Linked DNA regions of Homo sapiens: region 2 is linked to region 1. The links are chromatin loops, found by intact Hi-C in ENCODE. Cell type or tissue: GM12878. All regions are shown on one strand. Links, peaks and the distances in the headings refer to the core of each region. The heading gives the core; the rest is flanking DNA.

What was found. Hi-C counts contacts between places; a loop is a spot of excess contacts. Peaks named below come from ENCODE experiments on the same cell type or tissue, not always from the same donor. Only the 100,000 strongest peaks of a DNase experiment are listed, where the experiment ranks them.
Region 2: it touches region 1 in a loop (4-fold over the local background); 10 of 110 quality-filtered maps call a loop at or near these places.

Annotation. Positions count from the first base shown.
Region 1 is chr10:45,246,686-45,254,520 of GRCh38, forward strand. It overlaps the pseudogene CUBNP2. Among named protein-coding and RNA genes, the nearest start is that of OR13A1, 65 kb to the right of the region's middle. In GM12878, for the core only: a CTCF peak has its summit at 3,568 (motif pointing right); DNase peaks (open chromatin) are centred at 3,666 and 4,387; H3K4me3 peaks cover 803 bases; H3K27ac peaks cover 859 bases.
Region 2 is chr10:46,020,744-46,028,578 of GRCh38, forward strand. The region is part of intron 1 of NCOA4 (nuclear receptor coactivator 4); the gene reads right to left. Among named protein-coding and RNA genes, the nearest start is that of NCOA4, 6.0 kb to the right of the region's middle. RefSeq lists silencers at 854-1,049, 2,721-2,890 and an enhancer at 2,576-2,870. In GM12878, for the core only: a CTCF peak has its summit at 2,876; a DNase peak (open chromatin) is centred at 2,738; H3K4me3 peaks cover 1,522 bases; H3K27ac peaks cover 1,556 bases.

The DNA of each region.
Region 1 (7,835 bases), core at 1,528-6,527:
GTCTTATGAGCTCAGCTGTTAACACCCACACAGTTATCTTGACCTGCTGATGTGGAGGGGTGTCAATGACCCAAGTACAGATGGAAAATGGGACATCTGGGTCTGATGAATTGGGTGATGAAATATTTTGTGGGGTCCAAGTTGCATTGTATGTTCCACCACAAGGCACTGGGAAGAAAAAGCAACACAGGAGACAATTTATTCATGTCTCATCTCAGGCAATCTTTAAAATTCTGTCTTCCTCATCTCCCACCCCAGAGGAGCTATATTTTCATCATTCCATTAAGAATTGGGGGTTTATATCCTTGACTAAAAATTGTATCAAATTTTGTACCACAGATTAAACATAGAGTAATTAACATGGTGTTTAGTAATTGACATTGAGTTTAGATAGTAATTGACATTGAGTTTAGTAATTAACATTGAAATTTCAATATAATAAGCAGGGCATTCTTTTCAGTGCCTAAATACATGTGTATTTCATAACATATAAAAATGCTTCTATCTACTCACTGTCCATGATGGTGTATGTAGCATTAAATCCTTCCCTTTCTAATGTTAAGTCACTGATGAATTGAACCATAAGGAAGTTACCAGAAGAGATAAAAGGAGCAGGTACAGTGGAACCACAAAACGTTCCAGCCAAGTTGGCACTTTCACTAACCCCATGGTATAACTGAAAAGAAAAACAATTCATTACTTCTCCATTATTTACAAAAAAGTTGCATCTTTCACACTAAATTGGATGTGAAGTCACAATAGGTCATGATTAAACATTTTTACATGGATGTTCTTAGAGGTGGTCTTAATTTAGGAACAGAATTATAATTGGATTGATGATATTATGACTTTCAGTAAAAACCTGGTATGATGCCTAACATTTTTTTCCTCTTTGGGAAAGTAACCTATGATTTTAAAAAGAATGTGTCATGAGAGTCTGCTCACCCACTGCTACCTTAACCACTGCACCCACTAACACTCTGGCCCTAGTTGCTCTGATCTCTTGCCTTGATGATCACTGGAGACTCCCACAAAGCCCCTGATTCTGCTCTTGTTCCTCTTAGTCTATTCTCAAAATGTCATCGAGAGGATACTGTTAAAATGTAAGTCAGACCAGGTCATCGCTCTGCTGAAACCCTCCTAACTGCCCATCCACTCAATAGAACAAGCAAAGCCATCACAATGGCCTTCTCTCCTCCTCTCCCACCCCTGACCTTTCTGATCTCATTTCTTATTGTCTCCACTTTGTTCATTTTGCTTCTTGAGCCAAACCAGTCATGCTCCTGCTTCTTGGGTATGGCATTTGCTGTTCCCTTTGCCTGGAATGCTCTTCCCTGTATATCCACATCGTTTGTCTTCCTACATTTCTTCAGGTCTTTACTCAGACATCCCCAAATTGGCTGGCGTGATGGTACATGCCTGTAATCCCAGCTACTCAGGAGACTGAGGCAGGATAATCGCTTGAATCTAGGAGGTGGAGGTTACAGTGAGCTGAGATCGTTTCACTGCACTCCAGCCTGAGTGATGGAGCAAGACTGTCTCCAAAAAAAAAAAAAAAAGATAGCCCCAACTCAATACGGCCTTCCTTGTGTAAACTCTCCCAACATTCCCATCTCCTTTCCTGCTTGACTTTTCTCCACAGCAAGTATTACCTTCTTCTACATACTACATATTTAACTTTTTTTTTTTTTGGAGACAAGGTCTCACTCTGTTGTCCAGGCTGGAGTGCAGGGCTACAATCATAGTTCACTGCAGCCTTGAACTTCTGGGCTCAAGTGATCCTCCCACCTCAGCCTCCTAAGTACTGGGACTACAGGTGCATGCCACTATGCATAGCTAATAAAAAAAATTTTAGAGATGTGGTCTTGTTATGTTGCCCAGGCTAACTTGTTTATTTCATTGTCTTTCCCGCTGAAGAGAATACAAGTTCCATGAATGCACAGATTTCTGTTCTGCTCACTGCCATGTTCCCAGTTTTTAGGTGTCTGCACATGAGAGGCACTCAATAAATATCTAATAAATAAATAAACAAGTGCTTTGATTCCTCTCTTCCACAAGCCCTCCCAAAACTGTTCTCCCTGAGACTTCTTTACCTCAGTGTTTCAAGCCTACAACTTCAGTCATCTCTGATTCCTCTCTCTTCACTCCACATCCACTCCATTCTACCTTCAAAACATATCTCAGAGGGCTCCATCTCCAGGTGACCACCATTGTTCTTCACCTGTTCCCACTGAAACATCTTCTTAATAGAACTAATTCCGGAGCAGCCATAGTGTTCTCCACTGAATTGCCTGCATGTCTGCAAACTCCAATGAGATGCTGCTCCTGCTCTGACTAAAATGCTCCGGCAGATCCCTGTTGCACCTAAAGTAAAATTCCAGCTCCTTCTCACGGTCTGCAAGCCCCAGCTGCTCTGGCCTGTGCCTCCTTCCCAGGCCGCCCGCACCTCACTGCTGGTTGCACTTCCTTCATCCCAGGAGGACTCCTGCCCATGGCCCTGCTCCTGCAGCTCTTCCTGCCAGGAGACTTCTTTCCTCAGCTGAAGCTGAACCCGCACAGCTAAGGACTCCCTGTCATGGGCCCTCACCTCACATGTCACCTCCTCAGAGAAGCCCGTGCTATCGAATGTTGCCCTCCCCCAGCATCATCCTGTTTTATTTTCCTATTATAATCAAAACCGATCTTATTTATTGTTTATTTGCTTTGTCCGGTCTCTTTCCCAACAAGGATGTAAGTCCCACGGGTGGGGAGACGGAGACTCTGTCTGACTTCTTCACTGTGGTGTCGCCAGCACCCAGAACAATTCGCAGCCATGGCAGCCTTCTAGAAACATCCTTTGAAATAGTGGGTGCTTGGATTTCTCTCAAACACATAACTAGAAAACATTTGTTTTCTTCTGAGTAATCTTCATTATATTTCTTTTTCTTTTTCTTTTTTTTTTTTTTTTGAAACGGAGTCTCCCTCTTTCTCCAGGCCGGACTGCAGTGGCGCTATCTCGGCTCACTGCAAGCTCCGCCTCCCGGGTTCACGCCATTCTCCTGCCTCAGCCTCCCGAGAGTAGCTGGGACTGCAGGAGCCCGCCACCGCGCCCGGCTAATTTTTTTTGTATTTTTACTAGAGACGGGGTTTCACCGTGTTAGCCAGGATGGTCTCGATCTGCTGACCTCGTGATCCGCAGTGCCCCTTTTCTGTTTCTTTTTTTTTTTCTTTTTTCTTTTTCTTTCTTTTTTTTTTTTTTTTTTTTTTTTTTTTTTTTTTTTTTTTGAGACGGAGTTTCGCTCTTGTCACCCAGGCTGGAGTGCAATGGCGTGATATTGGCTCACTGCAACCTCTGCCTCTGGGATTACAGGCGTGAGCCACCGCGCCCCGCCCTATTGTATTTCTAAATGAGTATCTGTGTGTATCTAACTCCAAATATTAAATTCATAGCAGAGCTATGATGTGCTCAAGGCCACAGAACAGCCATGACCATGACCACTGACATTATCCTAAAGTGCTAGAATTATATAAGGCAGGAATGGCTAAAACCAGTAATTTCAAAAGAAAAAGAAATGCACCACTAGATGGCACTGTCTTTCCAACTTAAATATGATTTCAGTTAATTCAGAATCCGAAGAAGCTCGAGTTTTCTAATCTTCACCCCCTTGTTTCACGGAACAGCACATTTGCCAAGTTTTAGATCATGCACTTTTTCTGGTAAGCAAGTTAAAATTTCATGATAATCATTGCTGTCTTTATGATCACGTTTATATTAGCAAGCATTTTTTTTTTTTTGACATGGAGTCTCGCCCTGTTGCCCAAGCAACAGGCGTGATGCGATGGCGTGATCTTGCCTTAGCTCACTGCAACCTCCGCCTCCTGAGTTCAAATGATTCTCTAGCCTCAGCCTCCCAAGGGATTACAGGTGCCCGCCACCACACCAAGCAGCTCCCCCAGGCTTGCTGCCACCTTGCAGTTTGATCTCAGACTGCTGTGCTAGCAATCAGCGAGACCCCGTGGGCATTGGACCCTCTGAGCCATGTGTGGGATATAATCTCCTGGTGCGCCATTTTTTAAGCCCATCGGAAAAGTGCAGTATTAGGGTGGGAGTGACCCAATTTTCCAGGTGCCATCTGTCACCTCTTTCTTTGGCTAGGAAAGGGAACTCCCTGACCCCTTGCACTTCCTGAGTGAGGCAATGTCTTGCCTTTCTTCGGCTCGCACATGGTGCACTGCACCCACTATCCTGCGCCCACTGTCTGGCACTCCCTAGTGAGATGAACCCGGTACCTCAGATGGAAATGCAGAAATCACCCATCTTCTGCATTGCTCATGCTGGGAGCTGTAGACAGGAGCTGTTCCTGTTCAGCCATCTTGGCTGCAGCCCACTCTATGTCTTTTAATGGGAGAGTTTAGTCTATTTACTTTCAATGTAATTATAAGTAAGGACTTACTTCTGCAATTTTGTTATTTGTTTCTGGTTATTTTGTGGTCTTCTCTTTCTTCTTTCCTTCCTTCTTGTCTTGCTTTTAATGAAGATAATTTTCTCTGGTAGTAGATTTAACTTCTTGCCTTTCATTTTTTGTGTATCTGTTTTGTTTTTTATTTGAGTTTACCCTGAGGTTTGCAAATAATATAACCCATTATTTATGCTGATCACAACTTAACACTAATTACAGAAACAAACTAACAATGAAGCAAAAAGAGAACCAATACAAATGTTACACTTTATTTTGTGCCCCCAACTTTTTGAGGTGCTCCCACCTCAAGAACCCAGACAAAGAAGAGAAAAATAAATTCAAAGCAAGCAAAAACAAGAAAATAATAGTTATAAGAGCAGAAATCAATAAAATTAAAAACAGAAAAACAAAAGAGATAATCAATTAAAAAGAGCTGGTTCTTTGAAAAAATCAATAAATTTGAAAAACTCTATCAAGACTGCCAATGAAAAAAGAGAGAAGACTCAAATCATCAGTACCAGTAATGAAACAGGAGACATTAATAGAGACCCTACAAACATTAAAAAGATAATAAGGGAATGCTAAAAACACTACAGACATAAATTTGACAACTTTAAGGAGATGAACCAATACCACAACTCACTTAATATGAAATAAATTATTTGAATAATCCTATACCAAATAAGAAAATTGAATTCAAAATTTCAAAACTCCCAAAAAGAAATCTCCATATGTTTTAGGAAAAATTGGGTTGTGGCTGAGCATGGTGGCTCATGCCTGTAATCCCAGCACTTTGGAAAGCTGAGGCAGGCAGATCATGAGGTCAGGAGATCAAGACCATCCTGGCCCACATGGAGAAACCCTGTCTCTACTAAAAATACAAAAATTAGGTGGTGGGTACCTGTAATCTCAGCTACTTGGGAGGCTGAGGCAGGAGAATCACTTGAACCTAGAAGACAGAGGTTGCAGTGAGCCAAGATCACACCACTGCACTCTAGCCTGGTGACAAAGTGAGACTCCATCTCAAAAAAAAAAAAAAAAAAATTAGCACCTATTTTATGAAATATCTTACAAAGAAATAGAAGAGACACAAAAGCTTTACAATTCATTTTATAAAGCTATTATTACTCTATTTCAAAAATAGACAGTGATAGTACAAAAAGAAAACTAGAGGCCAATGTCTCTCATAAACATAGATACAAAATTCTCAATAAAAATTAGCAAATAGAATACAGTGATATGTACAAATAACTATATACTATGACAAAGTGGGGTTTATTCCAAGTATGCATGGCTGGTTTAATATTCAGAAATCAATGTAATCTACCATATTAAGAAGCTAAAAAAGAAAATTCACATGATCCTATTATTGGCTACAGAAAAGCATTTGTCAAATTTTTACTTATATTAAAACTCTCAGAAAAATAGGAATATAAGGGAATATCGTCAACTTGCTACAAAAAACCCACAGCTAACATCATACTTAAGAGTGAAATACTGAATGATTTCCCCTGAGGATCAGGAACAAGGTAAGAATGCCCACTCCCTACTTTCATCCAACATAGCACTGGAAGTCTAGCCAGTGCTATGAGACATAAAAAAGAAACAAAAGACACACAGATCAAAAGGAAAAATAAAACTGTTACTATTTGCAGATGACATGATTGCCTATTTAGAAAATTCCAATGAATTTATATACACAAAAAGTTTACAAACATCAACAACCAATGAGTGCGTTCAGCAAGGCTGCAGGATACAAGATCAACATACAAAAATTAATTATATTTCTGTATACTAACAATGAAAGTGTGGACATTGAAACTAAAACATTACCATTTACAATCACCAAATAAAATGAAATACTCCAATTGAATCTAAACAAACATGTACAGAACATGTATGCCAAAACTATAAAATGCCAATGAAAGAAATCAAAGAAGAAAGAGTGGAGCAAGAAGGCCAAATAGAAGCCTACACCATTCATTCCTCCTGCAGGAACACCAAATTTTCACAGCTAACTACACACATAAAGCACCATCACGAGAACCCCAGATCAGGTCAGCAATCACAATATCTGGCTTTAACTTCATATTGCTGAAAGAGACATTGAAGATGGTAGAAAAGACCATCTTGTATTGCTGATGCCACCCTCTCCCCTATCCCCCAGCAGCAGCACACAGCACAGAGAATCTGTGTGCTTTGGAGAGGGAGAGCACAGCAGTTGTGAGGCTTTGCATTGAACTCAGTGCTACCTTGTCACAGTGGAAAGCAGAACCGGGCTGTACTGAGCTGACATCTACCCACGGAAGGAGAATTTTGACTGGTCCTGGCCAGAGGGGAATTTCCCACCTCAGGAGTTAGAGCTTGAGTTCCAACAAGCCTTGCTAAAGTACCCTGGGGCCCTAAGTGAACTTGAGGGGCTGTTTTGGCCATAAGGTTTGCAATTCCCAGGCACATCCCAGTGCTGAGGTGGGCTCAGAGCCAGTGGACTGGTGGAGCATGCAACTTACTAAACACAAGCTGGGGCAGCTAAGGGAATGTTTGAGCCATCCCTTCCCCAGCTCCCAGTAGAGCCATGCAATGTAGAGAAATCTGTTCACTTGGGAGGAGAGCACAGTGATTGGAGGAATGAACTCAGTGCTGCTATGTCACACAGAGACCTGTCAGGGTTCATCACCTGCTGACTAAAGAGCCCCTGGGTTCTTGAGTTGGGAGCTTAGGTTATTAATGCTTTTCCTTTTTTAATATATGTACTTAGGATGTGCCACACAAGTGTTATATTTTTATTTCATTCAGTTCAATTTCTTTTTTATTTCCTCTGAGACTTCCTCCTTGACCCTTTGACTAGTTAGAAGTATGTTATTTAGTTTCCAAGCATTTGGAGATGTTTTCCTGTTATCTTTCTACTATTGATTTCTGTTAATTTCCTGTTATCTTTTTCTTAATGATTGAATACTGGTCGTATAACACATTCTGTATGATTTCAATTATTTAAAATTTATTGGAATTTATTTTGTGGCCCAGAATGTAATTAGTGTATGTTATTTGTAGTGTAGTGTGTGTGGTTGGTGTATGTTTGATGGGCACATGAAAAGAATGTGAATTCTACTATCATTGGGTAGAGTGTTTTATTTTGTTGGATAGGCTTTATTGGTGATTGGTGGTATTGAGTTACCCTGTATTTTTGTCTAGTTGTTCTATCAGTTATTGAGAGAAGAATAGTGAAGTCTAAAACTGTAACTGTGGATTAATTTTTTTCTCCATTCAATTCTACCACTTTGTTTCAAATCTTTTGCAGTTCCATTGTTTGGGATACGCATTCTACACGTATAGAGAATATATATAGAATGTGTAGAATACATATATTACATAAATATTGGATCATTTGTTATAGTC
Region 2 (7,835 bases), core at 957-5,956, 770 kb after region 1:
TTTTGACTGTTTTCTTACGTGTAGAAAGATTGGACCAAATCAGCTCTGATCCTAATATTCAAATCAATAAAAGATTACTAAAAATGTCTTTTTATCTTCACCATTATAATCCAAAATATTGCCTTGCCATCTTCAAAAGAGGACTGCCTTAAATGTTTATGTTTTGAGACAACATTAAAAGTTTAAGTGCTTTCTAAAACTTCCCTGCCTCTAGTATCCCTGTCCTAAATTTGGGGGTGGAGGAAGTAAAGGAGGAGGAAACACACATACCCTTCAAACGAATAACAAAACCTGGAGTTTCCGCAACAAGGAATTCTTTAAACTATATATGCCATGCTTACACAATGCTTTGCACAAATCTATTTGTGAAGTCTGAAGATCATGGCACCAGAATTGAGCAACTAACCACAAATGAAGTGGTTATGTAATGAAGCTAAGTCATTACTGTATGGCTTAACCATAAAATTTCCAAAGAGCTTTAACTCTTGTGACCCACACAAACTACAATTTAAAGCTGAAAAATAGCTCCTCACAAGCCTCTTTAAAAAAATAAAAAATAAAGCTGGAAAAAATCTTGGTCATCTCTTTAATATAACACTCTCATTCTACATATGAAGCCACAAAAGCCCAGATAGTTTAAGTGACCCATCTGAAGGGCCACAGCCAGAAGGGGTAAGATTTGGGTTTAGAACTACAGTTTCCAAGGTCTAGTCCTGGGTTCTCTCTCCCAGATGAGCTTGTTCTTCCTTTAGTGTATTATCACCTGTAAAGTATTTTTACTTGCCAACACTAGTGATTAAAATTAACATTCCAATGGATTACTATTGAAATAACTTCCGTTAAGATTTTCAGTCAATTTTCATAGTCCTCAGTAAATTATAACCACAATTGTTCAGAATCTTCTGCCTTGGATAACACTAACAAAAATAGTACTGGCCGGGCGCGGTGACTCACGCCTGTAATCCCAGCACTTTGGGAGGCCAAGGTGGGCGGATCACCTGAGGTCAGGAGTTCGAGACCAGCCTGACCAACATGGAGAAACCCTGTCTCTAATAAAAATACAAAATTAGCCGGGCGTGGTGGCGCATGCCTGTAATTCCAGCTAATCGGGAGGCTGAGGCAGGAGAATCGCTTGAACCTGGGAGGCGGAGGTTGCAGTGGGCCAAGGTCGCAGCCATTGCACTCCAGCCTGGGCAACAGGAGCGAAATTCCATCTCAAAATAAATAAATAAATAAATAAACAGTACCCTTGTATGTCATGATAGGCTCAGAAAAACCAAAACACTGCCAAATACCAATGCAAATAGTTTTGATTCAACGTCTGTATCACAGCCACTCCAGGCTTCATTCGTCTGTAAGAATGAAAGCTCAGACTAGATCATCTGTAACCTCACCTTCCAACTCTCACATTCTCTGCCCCCCTTGCCACCTGCCCCTGCCCCTCCAAAGACCTCTACTTTTTACTTATTTGCCTGGCATCCTAGTCATTGCTAAAAGGCCAAGCGCAGCATCTATCCACAGGATACCTATGTGTTCTATGAGTACTACACTCGAAATACTAACTGAACAATTTGGTTATCTTTGATGAGACAACCTGCATTAGACCGTCTGTAAAGCTTTTAGTTTAAAAAAATTATGTTAAAAAATATTTTGCAATTTTACCTTGAGACTTTTTTCACTTCACACGTTCTTTCTTCCGTCTTTTTTTTAAAGGTTGGTTTTGGGTTTTTTTTTTGTTTTGAGACGGAGTCTAGCTCTGCCGCCCAGGCTGGAGTGCAGTGGCGCGATCTCACTGCAAGCTCCACCTCCCGGCTTCATACCATTCTCCTGTCTCAGCCTCCCAGGTAGCTGGGACTGACTACAGGCGCCCGCCGCCACGCCCGGCTAATTTTTTTGTATTTTTAGTAGAGACGGGGTTTCACCGTGTTAGCCAGGATGGTCTCGATCTCCTGACCTCGTGATCCGCCCGCCTCGGCCTCCCAAAGTGCTGGGATTACAAGCGTGAGCCACCGCGCCCGGCCTAAAGGTTGTTTTTTATACAACTCATTAACTCAAGGATTATATACATCTTACCTTAGCCCCAGCCCATTTTAAATTCCTTATCAAGACAAGCAGTTTCTGAAATCCAGAATCTGGTTCTCTGTAATCTTTTTAAAACCACACAAACAAACGTTAATATCGCAACAGATTTAAAATAAGATAATAATAAATTCACTATTGAACATTTTAAGATTTAACACTTCAGAGTTTACTAGGCTCAGATTTGTCCACCTTTATACAAGCAACTGAGGGCAATAAATCCCAGCACATCAATTTTCTAAAGTAGTAACTGAAAACCGACCGCAAGGCATTTCTAATTCGAAAACAAGGCATTTCTAATACGAAAGCAACAGTGACTCATGCGGCTTTCTAGACTTCCCAAAAGCCCTTTCCAAGCGGCCTCAGGAGCCCTTGCCCTCGCCCCGGTCGCCGATTCGCACGCAGTTGTGCAGTCAGCCGCTGCGACCCGGCTCCTGCCCGGCGCCAGCCCTGCAAGGCTACCGGCCTCAAGGGCTCCCGCTACGGCCCCTGGGCTGCCAGACGTACCTCACAGGCCAGGTCACCGACTCACCAGCTGCCCGGCAAGCGACAGGCTGCTTTACCCCTGACCCGAGTGCGAAAGGTCCCCGAGCCCGGGCCTCGTCCCGCCCACGCGTCACACGGCAACTCCAGTTCGCCCGGGCCACTAGCGAGCTGGAGCGCTCAAGCCAAGGGCGGGGAGGAGCGGAAAACTCCGCCCATTGTTGCCCTGCTCCCAGCCAGTCCCCGCTGGCGCTCGCGGCCCCCCTGCAGCTCCCTCCCCGCTGGGCCTCCCTGCTAGACGCCTGCTGCCCCCGCCCGGCCCCCAGGGTAAGGCCAGCTAGAAGGACCTCGGATGGCACCTGGGGCTCCTCTCCAGCCTCTCCTCTCCCCACTTGCTCCACCCGATAATGGGCCCAACTCAATGAGAATTATATATGAACTATAATGAATTACATGAATTAAAATGTTTAGGACAGTGCCTGGCAATATAGCCCTACCTACCTGTGACTATCATGCTTATGGTACTTCTAGCTTTCCCTTTTCTCCAAGATAATCCTCATAGCCTGCATATGCAATCAGGCCAAAAGATGAAATCTAGACAATGTTGTAATTCTATTACCTTTCAGTCGATTTTTTGAATGTAAAATACTTGCTGTTGTCTATGCATATAAAGCTGTTTTTGTTAATATTAAGAGTAAAGCAAAATCACATGAGAAACACCAAAGGGGAACACTAAGGAGCCATTACCCTAAATTAAGTATCCCTTAGATTTCAGATGAACAGAGTGGAAGTGCCTGCTTTGTCTGTGATGCATACAATTTCTGGGACCCCAATCCAGGCATTCATTATCAAAAATAAGAAAATTTCTCCCTAATTCCAAAAGCCCTCCTTGGATAATACATTTCGTAAAGACACAAAAAAAACAGACATACTTCTGAATGACTAAAGTTACAATTTTATGGTCCTTTGTACTAATTTACATCAATGGCAACAAAGAAGGAATTCTATTAAAATATAACTCATGTCAGGAACTTTCATCTATTTTATGTGCCTCTGAAAAATGGCTGATCACAATGTAAATACAAAGAAACTTTGTTGGCCGTCACCTACTTAACCAACGGTCTCTGTTCTCTCTCTAAAAGATCCTGACCAACGCCCCAGCACAGTAAAGTCTTCAGCTACTCCCCTATGTATATGTTCACTGAGTTTCACAGTTATATTCATTTGTGTTTCTCTCCTCAAGCCAGCTGTAGCTGTTACTATAATGATGTGATTTATTAAATATTACATAAACATAAAAAGACTAAGGAGAAAGAAAATCACAAAAATCTAAAATTCTGCACTCAGACCACTTTACATGTAGCTTTTTACTCCCTTATGCTTCAGTATTTGCCCTTGTGTCTTTATAAAATGTTTAGGTTCTAAAGGGGAAAAATGCATAAGGTATTTTACCTCTCTTCTGCTTCAAGAATTTCTATGCTGTCTCAAAACAACAACCAACCATCCCAAGTAGATCATCTCATCTAAAGCAGCGTAGCTCTCCTATGGCTCCCCATTTGCCTACAGGATAAAGTCCAAATTTCTTTTAAAGGCAATAAGGCTCCTGAGTTAGGGTTCTCCAGAGAGATGGAACATTATATAGACAGACATAGATATAGACATAAAGATATATACAGATATAGATATGAGAGGGGATTTATTAGGGGAACTGGCTCATGTGATTAGCAGGCTGAGACATCCCATGACAGGCTGTCTGCAAGCTGGAGACCCTGGGATGCCAGTACCATGGCTCAGTCCAAGTGCAAAGGCCTCAGAACCAGGAAAGCAGATGGTGTAACTCTCAGTCTGAAGCCAAAGGCCTGAGAACCCAGGGGGCCAATGATACAAGTCCTGAAGCCCAAAGCCTGGGGAGCCTGGAGTTCTGTTGTCCAAAGACAGGAGAGGAAGAATGTATCCCAGCTCCAGCAAATAGATCTGCCTTTTCAATGTTTTTGTTCTCTCTGGGCCCCAGCAGATTGGATGGTGCCCACACACACTGAGGGTGGATTTTCCCCACCTAATCCACTTGGATTCACACCCCAATATCCTCTGGAAACAGACACACCCCAAAATAACATTTTACCAGGTTTCTAGATGTCCTTAATCCAGTCAAGTTGACACCTAAAATTAACCATCACAGCTGTCTATTTCCTGGCCTCACTCTGACTCTCCTGCTGTCTCCCAGAACAGCTCCCACACCCTAATCTACTGGACAGCTTTTCTATGCATAGGATAGTTTGGTTTATCTTGTGCAGCTTGGCTATGCCAGTTCTGTCAGCAATGCCAGTCTCTCCTCTTCTCCCTACCTATCTGCTTTTCAAGTCACCATCACTAACTACAAAGCCTTTCCTGACTGAGCACCTCACTCCTCAATACTTTTGGCCAATAGAGTTGGCTGCTCCCTCCTGCATTACCACTGTAATCTGTATGGGTTTCCGGCAGGACGCCTGTAACATATGTTACCCTATTGTTACATGCCTGCCTCCTTAGCCTGAGGGCTCCATGAGAGAAGAAACCATGTCTTATTTATGAATTAATAGCTTTGTACATCCTAATACTAAGCAGACAACCTGGTATCAGTACCTTGTCATTACCAACCGTTCACATTCTATGTGTGCCACTGAATCGACATAAAGAGAAAATGTCCCTGGCAATTGTACAATGCTTCACCCTAAATTCAACAGAGGCCTAAGACATTTTGGACAAACGGATGAATATATGATAAATTAATGTTTAGGTTCAGACTAGCCACAGTAAGTATGGTATAGTTCTGCTTTAAACATAGATAATCAACTTGATGTCCCACTAAGGCCTGTATTAATGCAGGAAGGTTTTTTCAGAGAAAGAAAATGTTTCTAGCACAACTATTACTTTTGGCTTTTTTCAAACAAGACAAAGCTGGCAAGGGTGTTGCCACTGAAAGTATGATCCCAGAATAAGTGCTGAGATAGTGTCTTTCCTGCTGCCAGAACCACAAAGCTCAGCTTCATGGATTCACACAAATAGCAGCAAGATTGTGGGTTAAAGGGGACACATTTACTGTATTTTACAGCCAACTCTGGATTTTTTCTTCAGAGTTGGCAGTACCACAGAAATTCTAACTGAATTTCAAGTTGAATATTGGGGGGACTATATTCAACTTGAAACTTCTTGCCATAATAGAGTCAAGGATAGGAAAATATGTTAACTTACCTACTATCACAGTAATAATGCCATTTTATCCTGATTTTATATGGCAAACACTTTGTGGTTCTCCCCATAGAAGCCAACAAGTGATAAAATATTAATATTTTCCCTCCTTTAAAGCCTAGAGGACTAACAATAATGCCAAAATAAAGCTCAAAACACACCTGAGATTATCTTCTTTTGAAAGCTGAAATTGTCTCAGTATTAAAAGACTTAACTTCTCACCCATGACCAAACTGACAACAAAACCTTTTAACCTATTTTGTGAGCTACTCACTACTTCACTGAACCAAACTGCCATATTTGTAGAGCACTTAGGTAATGCTGCATAAGAGGAATATTAAGCCCCAAAGGTGCCCCCAAACACACTGCTAACCCCAAAGAGGAACATCTTGATTAATCAAGCCAAGCAAAATTAGGGATGACAACTTGGGATAAGAATGACTAAGAGTGGTCCGGGCGCGGTGGCTCACGCCTGTAATCCCAAAACTTTGGAAGGCCGAGGCGGGCGGATCACGAGGTCAGGTCAGGAGATCAAGACCATCCTGGCTAACACGGTGAAACCCCATCTCTACTAAAAAACACAAAAAATTAGCTGGGCGTTGTGGCGGGTGCCTGTAGTCCCAGCTACTCGGGAGGCTGAGGCAGAAGAATGGCGTGAACCCGGAAGGCGGAGCTTGCAATGAGCGGAGATCGCCCACTGCACTCCAGCCTCCTGACAGAGCAAGACTCCGTCTCAAAAAAAAAAAAAAAAAAAAGAATGATTAAGACTTAAGACTGTAGTCATTCATATCAGAAGTTAAGCATTGCAATGTTATGATTTAACAATCAAAGAAGATAAGCTAAGGACAATATGGCAGCTCCTCTAACTGACATGCATGGAGATAGTATTAATGCCTACCAGCTAGAGCAAAAGTGGTCAACTGGGCCCCCATTCCAGCCTAGACCTCCACATTGTTCATGTGCGTTCTATGTTGAAGCAATGTGTCCAGACATAACTGTATGAAAACAAAGTCAAGATGAAAACCTTGGATGAAAATTTTAAAAGGACTAAAAAGTAGCAAGAAGAGTAATAAAAAATGCCATGGCCTTCTACAGTTCTTCCATGAAACTGAACTTAACCCAATGCATACATACTGGTTGGGTGGTCTGTTATCGACACTTTAGGCTTGCCTTTGCAACCTAACCAGTATGTGAACAGAGGCAGTGAATTCACTGCTGATTTCAGTACTGCTTGAGAAAGTGCTCTCTGAACCAGCAGCACATTCCACTGTATATCCTAAAGAGTGACAAATCTTCATTTTCTGAGGCTAGGTATACTTTCTTGGAAAGATCTGATGACTAATATATGTAAAGCACTTAAAATAGTGCCTGATGCACATTAAGAGCTATAGAAGTATTACCTATTTTTATTACTTTTAGTCAAAGAACAGGATATAACAAAGAAAGACATAAAGTTCATCAATTTCATTACCATCATCTCTCTCCAGGACTCTTGCAGAAACCTCATGACTGCTACCTACTCTTCCCCTCTACCCTTACTCTTCTCCTCCTGCTGCTCCTTTAGCTTAACAAGGATGCTTCTGCCTCAGGGCCCTTGCGCTTTCCTCCAGGTATCCTCGAGCCCAGGCCTTCACTTCCTTCAGGTGTCTGCTCAGAGGTCATCTTCTCATTGAGGCCATTCCTCACCATCTTTTATTTTTAAAAGTCTTGCCTCCAATCCCCCTTAATATGCTTTATTACTCTCCATAGTACTAACCACAGTCTGGCACGTAGCAACCATTTATTTTCTGATCTCCCTTCAGAAAACATACTAGAAGGTAAGTTCCACATGGCGGGGACTTTGTCTTTTTGTTCACTGTTGTATAGTAGGTGTTCAACAATTAATTACTGAGTAAATGAATTCAGTAAGTATTTACATCTAGTCTACTATGTGCCGAGCCTTTTTTTAAAAAACTCACTATCTCAATTAGCCCTCATTAAAGTGGCTATTATCATCACCATTAATTAAAAAAAAAAAAAAAGCAGACTTGACAAGGTTAAATATA